Linked DNA regions of Mus musculus: region 1 is linked to region 2. Evidence: chromatin contacts called from ENCODE POLR2A ChIA-PET data. All regions are on one chromosome and are shown on one strand. The core of a region is the stretch at or near the end of the contact, and the rest is flanking DNA. Distances in the headings are between cores, read along the strand shown.

The links. ChIA-PET counts read pairs that join two places held with the same protein, here RNA polymerase II (POLR2A).
Region 1: POLR2A ChIA-PET joins it to region 2 with 13 read pairs in embryonic stem cell. The contact joins the promoter of Ppp1r16a here to the promoter of Vps28 in region 2. POLR2A ChIA-PET finds 5 or more read pairs at or near these places in 4 of 5 experiments (Patski and embryonic stem cell).

What each region holds. Positions count from the first base shown.
Region 1 is chr15:76,668,997-76,675,245 of GRCm38, reverse strand. It overlaps Ppp1r16a (protein phosphatase 1, regulatory subunit 16A), which reads right to left and starts at 3,603. Exons shown (of 12, transcript NM_001358933.1): 1 at 3,484-3,603. It overlaps Foxh1 (forkhead box H1), which reads left to right and starts at 5,298. Exons shown (of 3, transcript NM_007989.4): 1 at 5,298-5,641; 2 at 5,913-6,017; 3 at 6,106-6,249. The coding sequence starts at 5,375.
Region 2 is chr15:76,623,891-76,630,546 of GRCm38, reverse strand. Vps28 (vacuolar protein sorting 28) reads left to right here and starts at 4,463. Exons shown (of 10, transcript NM_025842.4): 1 at 4,463-4,558; 2 at 5,342-5,413; 3 at 5,927-5,955; 4 at 6,062-6,099; 5 at 6,372-6,461. The coding sequence starts at 5,377. It overlaps Tonsl (tonsoku-like, DNA repair protein), which reads left to right. Exons shown (of 26, transcript NM_183091.3): 22 at 1-70; 23 at 706-881; 24 at 1,217-1,290; 25 at 1,665-1,798; 26 at 4,065-4,310. The coding sequence ends at 4,246.

The sequences.
Region 1 (6,249 bases), core at 2,354-4,853, 46 kb before region 2:
TAGCTCTGTCAACCCAGTGTAGAAAAGGAAAAAACCCACATTCCCAAAAGACAAACTAGGAGTCAGTTACCTACACGGTTATATTCATAGTAGCAGCAATCACAACAGAAAAGCACAGGAAACAATCCAAGTACCATCAACACAGGAACAAACCAGACTGGGCACATTCATACAGTGGAATATTACCCAGCCATAAAAAGGGATGGAATTCTGATACATGCTACAAAGATGCAGGACATAAAAGGACAGTTTTGTATGATTCCACCTATGTGAAGTACCTGTACTATGCAAACTCCTAGAAGCAAAGCACAGCACAGCCTTCTGGCATCTCGAGGAGGAGGAACAGGGGTTCCTGTTTCATGGATGCAAACTTTCTATCTTGAAAATTTTGGAAACAGATGCCAAACATGGTGATCTACTCCTGTAACCACAGGATTTCGGGAGCTCAGTTCCAAGTCAGCCTGACTGTACACAGCAAGGCACCGTCTCATGAAATTAAAACCAGAGTGCTAGGGCAGGGAGTGGGGGCATGTATCTGTAATCCAACAAGGAGATGGAGGTAGAAGGATGGCAAGTTTAAGGCCTCCCTGAGTTATACATTAAGATTCTTCATCAAAGGAAGGGAAAAAATAAGAAGTACTAGGTAACAGAGTACTTGCCTAGCATGTGAGATGCCCTGGGTTCTTATCCTGGGTTCAATCCACAGCAGCTTCAAAATTAAACCAGACATGATGTGTGCACAGAAACACGTGTGTGCATGTGTACACCCCCCCCCACACACACACATACATACACATACACGGGAATGTCCTATAGCTACTACAGACCATCAAAAGGATGAAACAGGACTACCTCCATTTCCCCGCCCCTGATTTTTCAAGGCAGAGTTTCTTAGTGTAATCCTGCCTGTCCTGGAACTGGCTCTGAGGACCAGACAGACAGAGATCTTCCTGCTTCTGCCTCCTGAGTACTAGGATTAAAGTCGTGAGCCACCACAGCCCTGCAGATTTTTTTTTATGTAAACTCAGTGTAGGTCAGGAGTTAAAAGATGACAGCCTAGCCAGGTGTGGTGACACACACCTTTAGTCACAATGTTAGGGATGCAGAGGCAGACATCTCTGTGAGTTTAAGCCTGGTCTGCATAGCAAGATCCAGACCAACTAGGACTATGCAGTAAGACTGTCTCAGAAAAAAGGGGGGAAGAGAGCTAGGGGGGGGTGTGGGGGACTCAAGAGATGCTCAATGGTTAAAAGCACTTGGTGTTTTTCAAGAAGACCTGAGTTAAATTCCCAGCATCACACTGAGCAGATTACCGCCTGTAATTCCAGCTCTCGGGGGATCCAGCACCTCTGACCTCCAATGGGGACACCTATACTCAACATATGCAAATATACACACACTCATAGTTTAAAATAATAAAAATAAAAATAAAATTGGTCAAAGTGGTTAAGACCACTAGCTTCTTACTGGGGGTTGGTAGCCAAGGCCTGCAACCCCAGCACATGGAAACCAGAGGCAGATATACCGCTGAGTTTAAGATCAGTCTGGTCGACTGGAGAGATGGTTCAGTGGGTAAGAGCACTGACTGCTCTTCTGAAGGTACTGAGTTCAAATCCCAGCAACCACATGGTGGCTCACAACCACCCGTAATGAGATCTGATGCCCTCTTCTGGTGTGGCAGCTACAGTGTTATAATAAATAAATCTTTAAAAGAGAGAGAGAGCGCGCAGGGTGTGGTGGCACACGCCTTTAATCCTAGCACTCGGGAGGCAGAGGCAGGTGGATTTCTGAGTTTGAGGCCAGCCTGGTCTACAGAGTGAGTTCCAGGACAGCCAAGACTGCACAGAGAAGCCCTGTCTCAAAAAAAAAAAAAAAAAAAAAAAAAAAAAAAAAAGAAAGAAAGAAAGAAAAAGAAAAAAGAATCTAATAAGAACAAGTCTTTTTAAAAATAAGTTTTCTTTCTTCCTTTCTAAAAAGGTCTCCTCTGTACATATAGCAATTTTCATTTCTATCACTCAGGAAAACACGGGTTGTTACACAGCCCATAAGCAAAAAAAGACTCGAAATGACTGGAAAGGAGTTGGATGACTTATCCACACCTAAGAGACAGGAGAACCGCAGCAAATTTGAGGCTAGCCTGAGCTATACGGCAAGTTTAAGGTCAGCTTAGGCTACATAGTGAGACCCTATCTCAAAAACAAAAAGTAAAGGAACTGGTGAGATGCCTCAGAGCTTGAGAGCACAGGTGGCTGCTTTTCCAGAGCACCAGGATTTAGTTCCCAGTAACCACAGGGTGGCTCACAACTACAAAATGACAGTTCCAGGAGATCCACAAAGATATCCTCTAACCACTTACACGTGGATCATGGCATGTACCCACCCCAAAACGATAAATAAATAAATAATACTTAAAAGAATTATTCCTTAAAAAAAAAAAAAAAGAGGCGGGGAATAGGAAGGCCTGAGCCAACAGGGAAGGAAGTCAAACCAGGCCTTAGGAGAGGAAAACCCTCCCCGCCTCCCGCCCCCCCCCCCCAAAAAAAACCTCCTTGGGCAAAAACTAGCAACAGAGGCAGACTAGCAGCCCTTGAGAGACCTGAAAGTCCCATCACCATGACAACATGAAGCCAGCGGGTTAGGGCAGGTCTCATTAGGCCTCCAGTCCCTCAACCCAACCGGCTCTCATGCTGAGCTAGTGGCAGCTTTGGTTTCCATGAAGTGAATCAGGTGGCCTTCTAAAGAGCCAGGGTGTTTAAAGCAAGACAAAGCCTCCAAAGAAAACCCCAATCCTATAAGGGAAGACCTAGGGAGCAAAGACACCCAAGAGGGCTCACTGAGGTCTGCCCTCTCGCCTCTACCTTCACCACCCAAGTAAGGATATGGAAGAAAAGTGGAGCAGTCAGGAGTCAGCTAACTTTGCTCTACCTCCCAAGCCAATACACACTTCTCTTCTGCACCCGTAATAATTAATCCTCCTTGTCTCTAGCCTCTAGCACTGGTTCCGTCAGGAACCCAAAGGAGCCCAAACAGTTTTCACAAGCTCATTTACATTCCTCTCCCAACCACAATCCAGGAGGCACAGCCTCCAGAAAAGGGGCACTTGAAGCCGTAAGAGGCTCTAGAGTGTGCTTTGACTGAACACCAAAGCCCACATGAAGCACAGGAAAGTCCCTTCGCGGTCCTAAGGTCAGAATGAAGACTGTCGATGGATTTGCCCGACCAACAGGTTGCAAGAACTTCCTTCACTGATAGGTTTCACAAAAACAAAAACAAAAACTAACAACAACAAAAACCCACCCTCCGCTGGCCGCCTCGCTGGCGCCCCTTCTGCAGGCCCCTCACGACCCGCTCCATTGCCGGGCCAGCACCGGGCCGCAGAAGAACCGGCGCTGGCTCACCCGCTATGCCCCGCCCAGCCGTGCTGGGCCTCCCCCGCGTCCCCAGATAGACCCGACCCTCACTCACAATCGCCGGCCTTCTCACCTGGAACCTCCCTGGCCGCTCCCTGAACCCGGCCCGGCCGACCCTGGAGCCCGGCGCTGCTCCAGGCGCCACGGGGGCGGGCCCCGCGCCCATCCTCGCCATGGCAACGCGACACTTCCGGCCCGAGGTGTCCCGAGCGGAAGCCGCGGTGCTGGGCGGGAAGGCTGGGCGGGAAGGCTGGGCTGAGTCGTTTTGCGAGGGCGGGGCCTAAGGAGCGTCCTCCAGGGACAGAGTCATCCACTGTAGATTGACAGGGGCGGGGTCAGCTCCGGTAGCTGATTGGTTGATACTGTGGAAGATTTTTTTTTTTTTTTTAATTCCCGTGCTCTATTCTGTGGTACTAACACCCTGATGTCCGGGGTAGGGCGGGAAGGGCAAATGTTCAGGTGTTCCCGGAAGGGTGATCTTTATTTATCCTATCCTTTGATTAAAGGGTAGGAGTCCCTCGTTGCTCGAAAGAGGATGGGCAGCAGTTTGGGTGATGGTTGGACCCTGGGACACTGTGATCAGGGAGAAGCAGTCCCGATGAGGAGCCTTGAATGTCAGTTCAAGGAGCCAGGCTTTAACTGGAACCAAGGAAGGACCAGTGGAAAGGGAGACCTCAGACTTGCAGGAGAGAATGTCTTCTTTAGTGAATAGGTCTGAGGCCATAGGGATATTTGACAGGTGAGACACAGGAACTCTCAGCTAGAGCTCTGAGGACGAAAAGCAGAGGGGCAGGAGGTGATAGGATTGGGGGTGGGGAGGGGAGACAGATGAGAGCTAAAAGAAGAATCTGAGATAAGATCACAACCCAGCCAGGGGCAGAACTGTCAGAGGAAGTGAAGTCCCACTGTGCTCATCCTCCTTGTGTGTCCCCATTCCCTCCTCCACTCATGACTGTACCTTCCTTGGCACCTGCCAGGGTCTCTGTCCTGTTGATGGTACAATGGGGAGGGGCTTCACAGGAAAAGGTGAATTCTCAAAAGCTTTTAGTGCTCATGAAGGTCTTGGATTGTTGGCTCTGACACCAACCTCTGCCATCAGCGCTCTAATCAGACCCTCAATGCAAAGCTGCCCATTGTAGTAGCCAGGAGAACTTAGAACATAGATGGTGACTGAGCCCAAGAATAGAGCCACCAATTAGATGGCCATGCCTATATGGGCACCTACAACATACTCATGGGAAGATCACTTAAGTCTCTGTATCCTCCTCTTGTTCCTGAGGACAGACTCTATTCCCTTTTTGGTCCAGAAGGTCTGTCAATCTGTATCCCCACCCCCATCAAGTCCTGAGCAGACTCCCCACCTAAGGCTTGACTTTTTTGTTTGTTATTGTTTTTTCTTTTTTCTTTTTTTTTTTTTTTTTGTTTGTTTTTTTGAGACAGGGCTTCTCTGTATAGCCCTGGCTGTCCTGGAACTCACTTTGTAGACCAGGCTGGCCTCAAACTTAGAAATCCGCCTGCCTCTGCCTCCCTAGTGCTGGGATTAAAGGCGTGCGCCACCACTGCCCGGCAGGCTTGACTTCTTTTGGCTGCTTTGTCTTAACCCCTGGGAATTCCCCATCTCTCTCAGGGTAGTTTTGCTGGAGAAGTCACTTCCCGTCTGTTTAATGGGAGCTAGGGACCTAGCCCAGGCAGATAGGGTATTCTGGGGTAGACCTCTTTCAAGGGCTTTTCCTTCTAGGTTTTAGGGTATGCCCAGACACCCAAAGGCAACCTGGGAGTGGAGATTGATTTCGGGGGCCACCAAAAGTCCCTACTGGAATCTTTTCTGCCCTTCCCTCCAAGATTAACTGAAACCTGCTAATTGTGGCTGCCCACACACGTTCCCCTCCCCCACAGCCTCTTTCTGTCACCCCTCCCCCTTTCATCAGAATGATAAAGAAAGGGCCTGGCCTGCCTGTCCCAGCATGGCCTCGGGCTGGGACCTGGCCTCAACTTACACTCCGACTACCCCGAGCCCCCAGTTAGCCCTGGCTCCGGCCCAGGGCTACCTCCCTTGTATGGGGCCTCGCGACAACTCTCAGCTGAGGCCTCCAGAGGCAGAGTCTCTTTCGAAGACCCCCAAGAGGAGGAAGAAGAGATACCTACGGCATGACAAGCCCCCCTACACCTACTTGGCCATGATCGCCTTGGTAATTCAGGCCGCACCCTTCCGCAGGCTGAAACTGGCTCAGGTGAGAGAGTCCCTCGTGCTTTGGGGCACAACTATCCCAGGCCTGATCCCCACTTACTGTAGGCTCACGCTTGGCCTTTGCCTAACCCACTTATCCTTGCCTGTGAGAACGGTCCTGAGTCCCTTCTCCCAAAACCCCCAATCCACTCTGCCCTCAGGCACAGACCTCTGTCTCCCGGAGAAGGGATGGATGCCCCGGGGTCGGCTGTAAAAGAGGGAGAGGGTACTACTCCAATCCTCACCTCACGGCGCCAAATACTGCCTGATTTCAGATTATCCGTCAGGTCCAGGCAGTGTTCCCCTTCTTCAGGGACGACTATGAGGGCTGGAAGGACTCCATCCGCCACAACCTTTCCTCTAATCGGTGCTTCCATAAGGTGGGATATTGAATCCCGGGGGCGGCGTGGGCTCGGAACCCCCGAATCTCTGGGTAGAACAGCCACAGCCAAGCCAACCACTCTCTAGGTGCCCAAGGACCCTGCAAAGCCCCAGGCCAAGGGCAACTTCTGGGCGGTGGATGTGAGCCTGATTCCTGCTGAGGCGCTGCGCCTTCAGAACACTGCCCTGTGCCGTCGATGGCAGAACCGGGGCACCCACAGAGCTTTCGCC
Region 2 (6,656 bases), core at 3,214-5,713:
CTACAGGCCTGTGGCTTCAGCTCCAGTTTCTTCCTGAGCCACCAGGCTGCCCTGGGCGGTGCCTTCCAAGGTAAGATGAGCAGTTAAGTGTATTCCCTGGCCCCGGGGTTGAGAAGATTCAAAACCTTGAGCAGAGGGGTCCTAGAATATCAGGATCTGGCTTCTGAGGGAAGGGCCAGTTCCTATTAGGACCCAAGTATAGCTGGGGTCCCAGCAGAAATTGGTTCTTGGCCAGCTTTGGCTGTTTTCAGAACTCATTCTAGCCCCCACATATCACAAGTAGGGTTTCAGAGAGGCCATGTCTGCCCTCAAAGTCCCTCTATCTTTCCTTCCTGAGCCAATTTCATTGCGAGCCCACCTGATTCAGTGACATGGCCCCAGTACAGAGGACTGAGGACTGGGGCTGACCCAGTGGAGCCCAGCAGAGGGAGGGGCCTGGGATTAGGTGTTAATGGTCAGGGAAGTGTCCTGACTTTCACTCACAAATGTCCTGGCCCAGAACTTTATGCCTACCAGCCAGGAATATGGAAAGGTAAAAACTGGGCTTAGAGACTGGACAAGAGCCACTGCTTCTCAATTTTCTCACAAAAAGTCCAGGGGTAACAGTTTCTCTAAAGGATTCATGAGCTTGTGGGGTCAGAGCTCTAGGGTGGGGAAGGGGCAGGGGCCACTGAATGAGTTAACACAAGTCCTTCTGCCGTACAGATGCTGTGCACCTGAAAACCTTGTCCTTATCGTACAATCTGCTCGGCGCTCCTGCCCTGGCGAGGGTGCTGCAGACCTTACCCGCCTGTACCCTCAAACGTCTGGACCTAAGCTCTGTGGCAGCCAGCAAGAGCAACTCGGGTATCATAGAGCCTGTTATCAAATACTTGACCAAGGTATGAGGTATGGAGTAGACTGCCAAACCAGAACACAGGGATCCCAAGGCCCAAAACCTAACTGCAACCCTGCCATGTTGTACGGAGTCTGAGGGAAGGGCTGGGGGTTGGGAAGAACACCCATGGACTCCTGGGAGCCAGGTGGTGGTACTTCAGGCAAGTTCCAAGGGACACGCCAGGCCCCTGTGGTCTTTACAAGGCATCTATAACCTATAGCTTGGAAAAGAGGTGTTTCCTTTCCATTCAGCTCTCTTGGTGATGGGACTCTGCTGGGAGGAAGGTAGACGGATGGGTGCCCACTAGGCATGGCCTTTTGCCCTGTTCTTAACGTCCAGGAAGGCTGTGCTCTGGCCCACCTAACCCTGTCCGCAAACTGCCTGGGTGACAAGGCCGTGAGAGAACTGAGCAGGTAACACACCATCCCTGAGCCACTGGCTCTCCTGTGAGGAGGGAGTCTGACATGAAGATGAATGAGTCAGGTGGTGTCACCTCTTTCTGACGTCCACTGTCTCCAGGGATGGCTCTGGCAGGCATGCTTACCCTCCTTGAGTTTCTTGCCATGCCCTTGTGGTATGAGAACTTCTCACTCTGGCCTGTCCTTTATTTTTCCTTGGTAAAACATTCCCTCCTGCCCCCGATCCTGCCCCTAGAGTTGGCCATGGCACTGCCTCTGGCTGGCACTGCAGAGATCCTTGGCTCCCAGAGCCAAGGGACAGACTTCCCTAGTACTAAAGCAAGGGCTTTCCTGGCCAGCTCATGCTTTCATGTCCCCTGTCATTGTAGATGTCTCCCTTGCTGCCCCTCACTCACCTCTCTGGACCTGTCTGCCAACCCCGAGGTCAGCTGTGCCAGTCTAGAGGAGCTCTTGTCTGCCCTCCAAGAGCGGTCCCAAGGCCTCAGCTTCCTTGGCCTATCAGGTAAGGGCTAGGAACAAGAATGGCTCCTGTGTCTCACCTAACACAGGGCTTACTTTCCAGGGTCCTGCCAGCAGAAGGGGCAGTCACTGCCATCGGCGAGATTCCACAAGGCTGTTGTGATGAAAGGCAGTTTGTGGTGTAACCAGGGCAAGGAGCAAGACTGACTGGTGGCTCAGAGTACGGCAGGAAGCACTAAGGCAGATTACCTCAAGCATGGCCTAAGCTGCATAGTAAAGAAAATAATAGTACTAGTAATAATAATAATAGTGATAATAATAATAATAAACCAAAGGAGGGGCTGGAGGAATGGTCAACACTTAGGGGTGCTCTTCCAGAGACCCTCATTTCAAATCTCAGCATCAAACATAGCAGCTCACAACCTTTGGAACTTCAGTTCCAAGGGATCTGAAGGCAGATCTGCAGGCAGCCTGGCTTCACACAGTACACAGATAGACATGCAAATGAAATGAAACACCAGTACACACAAAGCAATTTGAATTTATTTATTTATTTATTTATTTATTTATTTATATTTTCGAGACAGGGTTTCTCTATGTAGCCCTAGCTGTCCTGGAACCAAGATGGCATCAAACTCGAGACTCACTGCCTCCAGGGTGCTGGGATTAAAGGTGTGCACCGCCAAATGAGTACACTGTAGCTGTCCTCAGACACACCAGACAAGTGTGAAGGCATCAGATTTCATTACAGATAATTGTGAGCCACCATGTGGTTGCTGGGAATTGAACTCAGGACCTCTGGAAGAGTAGTCAGTGCTCTTAACCACTGAGCCATCTCTCCAGTCCCAAAATAATTTGTTTTTGTTTGTTTTGTTTTGTTATTTTGGTTGGGTTTTTTGTTTTTCAAGACAGGGTTTCTCTGTATAGCCCTGGCTGTCCTGGAACTCACTTTGTAGACCAGGCTGGCCTTAGACTCAGAAATCTGCCTGCCTCTGCCTCCCAAATGCTGGGACTAAAGGCGTGTGCCACCACTGCCCAGCTTGTTTTGTTTTCAAGCAGGGTTTTTCTGTATATGCCTGGCTGTCCTGGAACTCATTGTGTAGATCAAAATGTCCTTGAACTCACAGAGATCTGCCCGCCTCTACCTCCTGAGTGCTGGGGCTAAGGGTGTGCACCACTGCCCAGCTGTTCCTTTAGCTTTTGGTTGTGGGATATCCTTTCTTCTGTGCAGCCTTCTCTTTTGGCTAGGAACAGTTTATTCCTTCTCAGTGAGAATCATCTTACTTACTTACAGGGGGAACCCATGGGTTAGTTCACCATAAAAACTCAACAGTGACCAGAGAGAACATATATCCAAACTTTGTAAGAGAACATATATCAAAACTTCTTTGGGGGCCACTGACTGACTGGCCTGGCAAACATTTTCCAACTCCACCTTTATAGACAGACCTCTGAAACAATGCACATTGCTTCTTTAAAGTGACATTTTTCAGATACACATGCACACCCCCTCACAGCCTAGGCAGCTCCTCGGGTATTCTTAAAATGATCATGAAGATTTGAACCTCCTTTTGGAGTGGCAAATTGTTTGTTGTTTTTTGAGACAGGGTGTCTCTGTGTAGTCCTGGCTGTTCTGGAGCTCTGTAAAGTTTCCTCTCTACCTGGAGAGGACTGAGATTAAAGGCGGATGCCACCAGGGCAGGCATGATTTGGACCTTTTGTTTTTGCGGGGTTTTCTGGGTCAGGAGGGTAGCAAATCATTGTTACTTGCAGAAAACCTTATTTCCTCATTCCTGTCCACCAGTCAGTGATCCAAGTTCCGCTTAAGGGGTGCTTGCTCTCTCAACCTGCCCCCCTCCCTCCTTCCTTGCCTTATCTACTAATAAGCTAGCTTGTCCCGTTACACCAACGCACTCTCCACCTTATAAGTGTGCCTGATGGCCTGGCCTGCCACTGCCTTGCCCAGCTGAGATTTGAGGGTGGCAGCCTTTCCCCCTGGAGGATAAAAACTGAGCACAGGGGAGTCCCTGGGTTTTTCCTGTATCTCACCCCCTCTTCCCAACACAATGGTATTTCTGGCAGCTGTGCGCTTCATCCAGTTCCCTGACAACCTTGAGCCTACTGGGATCTCTGACTTGATCAAGGCCTGGCATTCACTAGCCTCCAGAGATCCGAGGGCCCACAGTATACAGATATATTGAGTCCTTTTTATGATGGGACAAGCCAAAATGTAGGCTCCGAGGTACAACATAAGCACTATGCCTCCTGTGGGTGTGTAAGTTAAACCTACCTCCTCCTCACCCCCACAGGCTGCTCTATTCAAGGGCCGCTGAACTCTGACCTCTGGGACAAGATCTTCGTGCAGTTGCAGGAGTTGCAACTGTGCACCAAAGACCTGAGCACCAAAGACCGAGACTCGGTGTGTCAGAGACTGCCAGAGGGTGCGTGCACAATGGACCAAAGTTCCAAGCTCTTCTTTAAATGCCTCTGATCCTAGTCCTGCCGTTTCCTCCAGAAGAAAAAGAAAAACCTTAATAAACTATGCTGCTATCTCATTTGTGTCAGCTCTCTGCGAAAAGGGTGGGCGATGTGAGCTGTAAAAGCCTTGACAGGCGGAGCTACTCCAGAGCGCAAGCTCAGGCAAAAAAAGCCGAGTGCCGATCAATGGATTTGGCTTGCTATGTGCGTAGGCTCAAGGTTAGAGGATGAGTGCCGAGCTGCCGATCGGGTTTCCCGGCAGGCGCAGGCGGAAAAAGCGAGCACCGAGCTTCTGTCGCCATCTCCGGGACTCCAAACGCCCCAGGTACACAGCGGCGGTGGCCGGGTCCCCTCTTCATAGGAACCCTTTGGTCTAGGTGTCCCGGTCCCGTCTCCTCTGGGGCTCAGCGGCCCTTGCCGCGCGGCCAGTGTCTCAGTAGGTGATGGGCGCTGTCAAGTGGCATTGCTGGTCCACAGTTCAGGTTCCCCTGTCTGTGAGGGTACCCACCTTTCTTCTGCGACTCCGCCGGCTATTCCTAGCTCCTGCGACCTCGGTAGCTCTCGCTGCTCCTCAAGCCACTCCATCTCAGTTTGACCATCTTCCTTGAACATTTGTTTTCACCCCATTTCAAATCCTGAGGCGTGTCTGGGCTGGCTTCCTTATTAGACAGGACCTATCCTGGGCCTTGCCTCCGCCACTTTGCCGCATCAACCAATAAGCTTGCCCTTATTCATTTCTCCAGTATCTCCCACAGATTAGGGTAAAACCTACCTCCACACTTTCCCTCACACACAGAAAGCCCCGGACACCTAGTCTCAGTTCATTTCCACTGAAAGATGTTGCAACAATGCCCTTCCCCTGTGCCCAAGATGCTGCCCCAGTTCTAACAGCTACTCTTCCCTACCCTAACCCAGCTAACAGGCAGGACTCCCATGGCACTCGATGTTCATCCTCAAAGCCTGACATGACATTCCCCCATGACAGTCCTTTAGCATCCTGTGCCGTTCCTGTAGAGAGCAGGAAAGCTGTTCACAACGCTCTGATCTCCAGAGCCCAGTTCTTAAGGTGTAAGGGGACCCTTGAGTTAGTGTTGGCTCTGCTTTCCAGGTCTCTTGTGCTGTATAGCTGCCTGGGCCTGCAGGATGTTCCACGGGATCCCAGCTACTCCTGGTGTTGGAGGTGAGTGTAGGCTAAACTGGGAGGAAGGGGAGGAGCCAAGGCTTTCCCTGTTGCAGGGGCTGTTGGGAAAGGACCACACTGCTACGTCCATCCCGTAGTCATTAGGCCCTGGGTAATGACTAGGGCCAGAATTATTTCTGGTGGGAATCTGAGGGCCCCTGCAATACCCTGCTGGGGAGCGAGAATATACTCCAATGTGGTCAGAACCTCTGGCATCCTGAGCAACTCTGGGTCTCCAACTGCATGTGTGAAGCATCTGACAGGCTTTTATTTGTACCAAGTTGTGGTTCTGTGTACAAACTACAGTCATGTTGGCGGGGGAAGAGAGCTAAACCTAGCAATCTGTATGTAGCCTCTTAGAGGCCATATTGGTAGGAGGTGAGGCTGGAGCCCCTATTCTGTGCTTCCCTTTGAGCTCTGTGATACATGGCATGGGAGACACCTTCTTGGGACGTAACTGAAGTGGGCCTGTCCTGGGGTCACCCTTGTCAGCTCCTCCTTGCTCTGTTGCAGCCCCTGGGAACAAGCCGGAGCTGTATGAGGTAGGTAGCAGATCCTCACCTGGCCACTGCAAACACCATGTGGCTGTCACTGGTTCTATAACCACGCCTGGAGATGCTGACTGACTCTTGCCTGCTTTTCCAACAGGAAGTAAAGCTCTACAAGAATGCTCGGGAGCGGGAGAAGTAAGTCTAAGCTGCCACGCACACATGCACATGCACACATACGCACACATGCACACTTGCACCCATCCAGCCTCCATGGCTGGCCCAGCAGTCTACCAAACCCACCACCACACCAATGGTTGGGGAGAACATGGCGTCGCGCTAGGAAGATGGTCCCTGAGGAATATGTACCAGGGATGGAGTGGGAGGTGGGCTGAACTCTGCCATAGGTGCAGAGCAGCAGTTGGCTGCCCTGCCTCTGGACAGCGGCCTGATGGATGGCTTTGTCTTAGGTATGACAACATGGCAGAGCTCTTTGCCGTGGTGAAGACGATGCAGGCCCTGGAGAAGGCGTACATCAAGGACTGTGTCACCCCCAATGAGTGAGCAAGCCTGTGGCGTCAGACATTGATGGCCACCAATCCTCAGAAGCATGTGTCTCCCTTTCATGAAGCTTGTGGATTCAGTAGGCAGCATACACAGAGCCCAAGCTATGAGGGTGTTCATTGTTGCTGCTAGTTTCCGGGCAGGATCAGCCAGGGACCTTCTGTAAGGGTGGGTATGGTTCTGACTTCAGA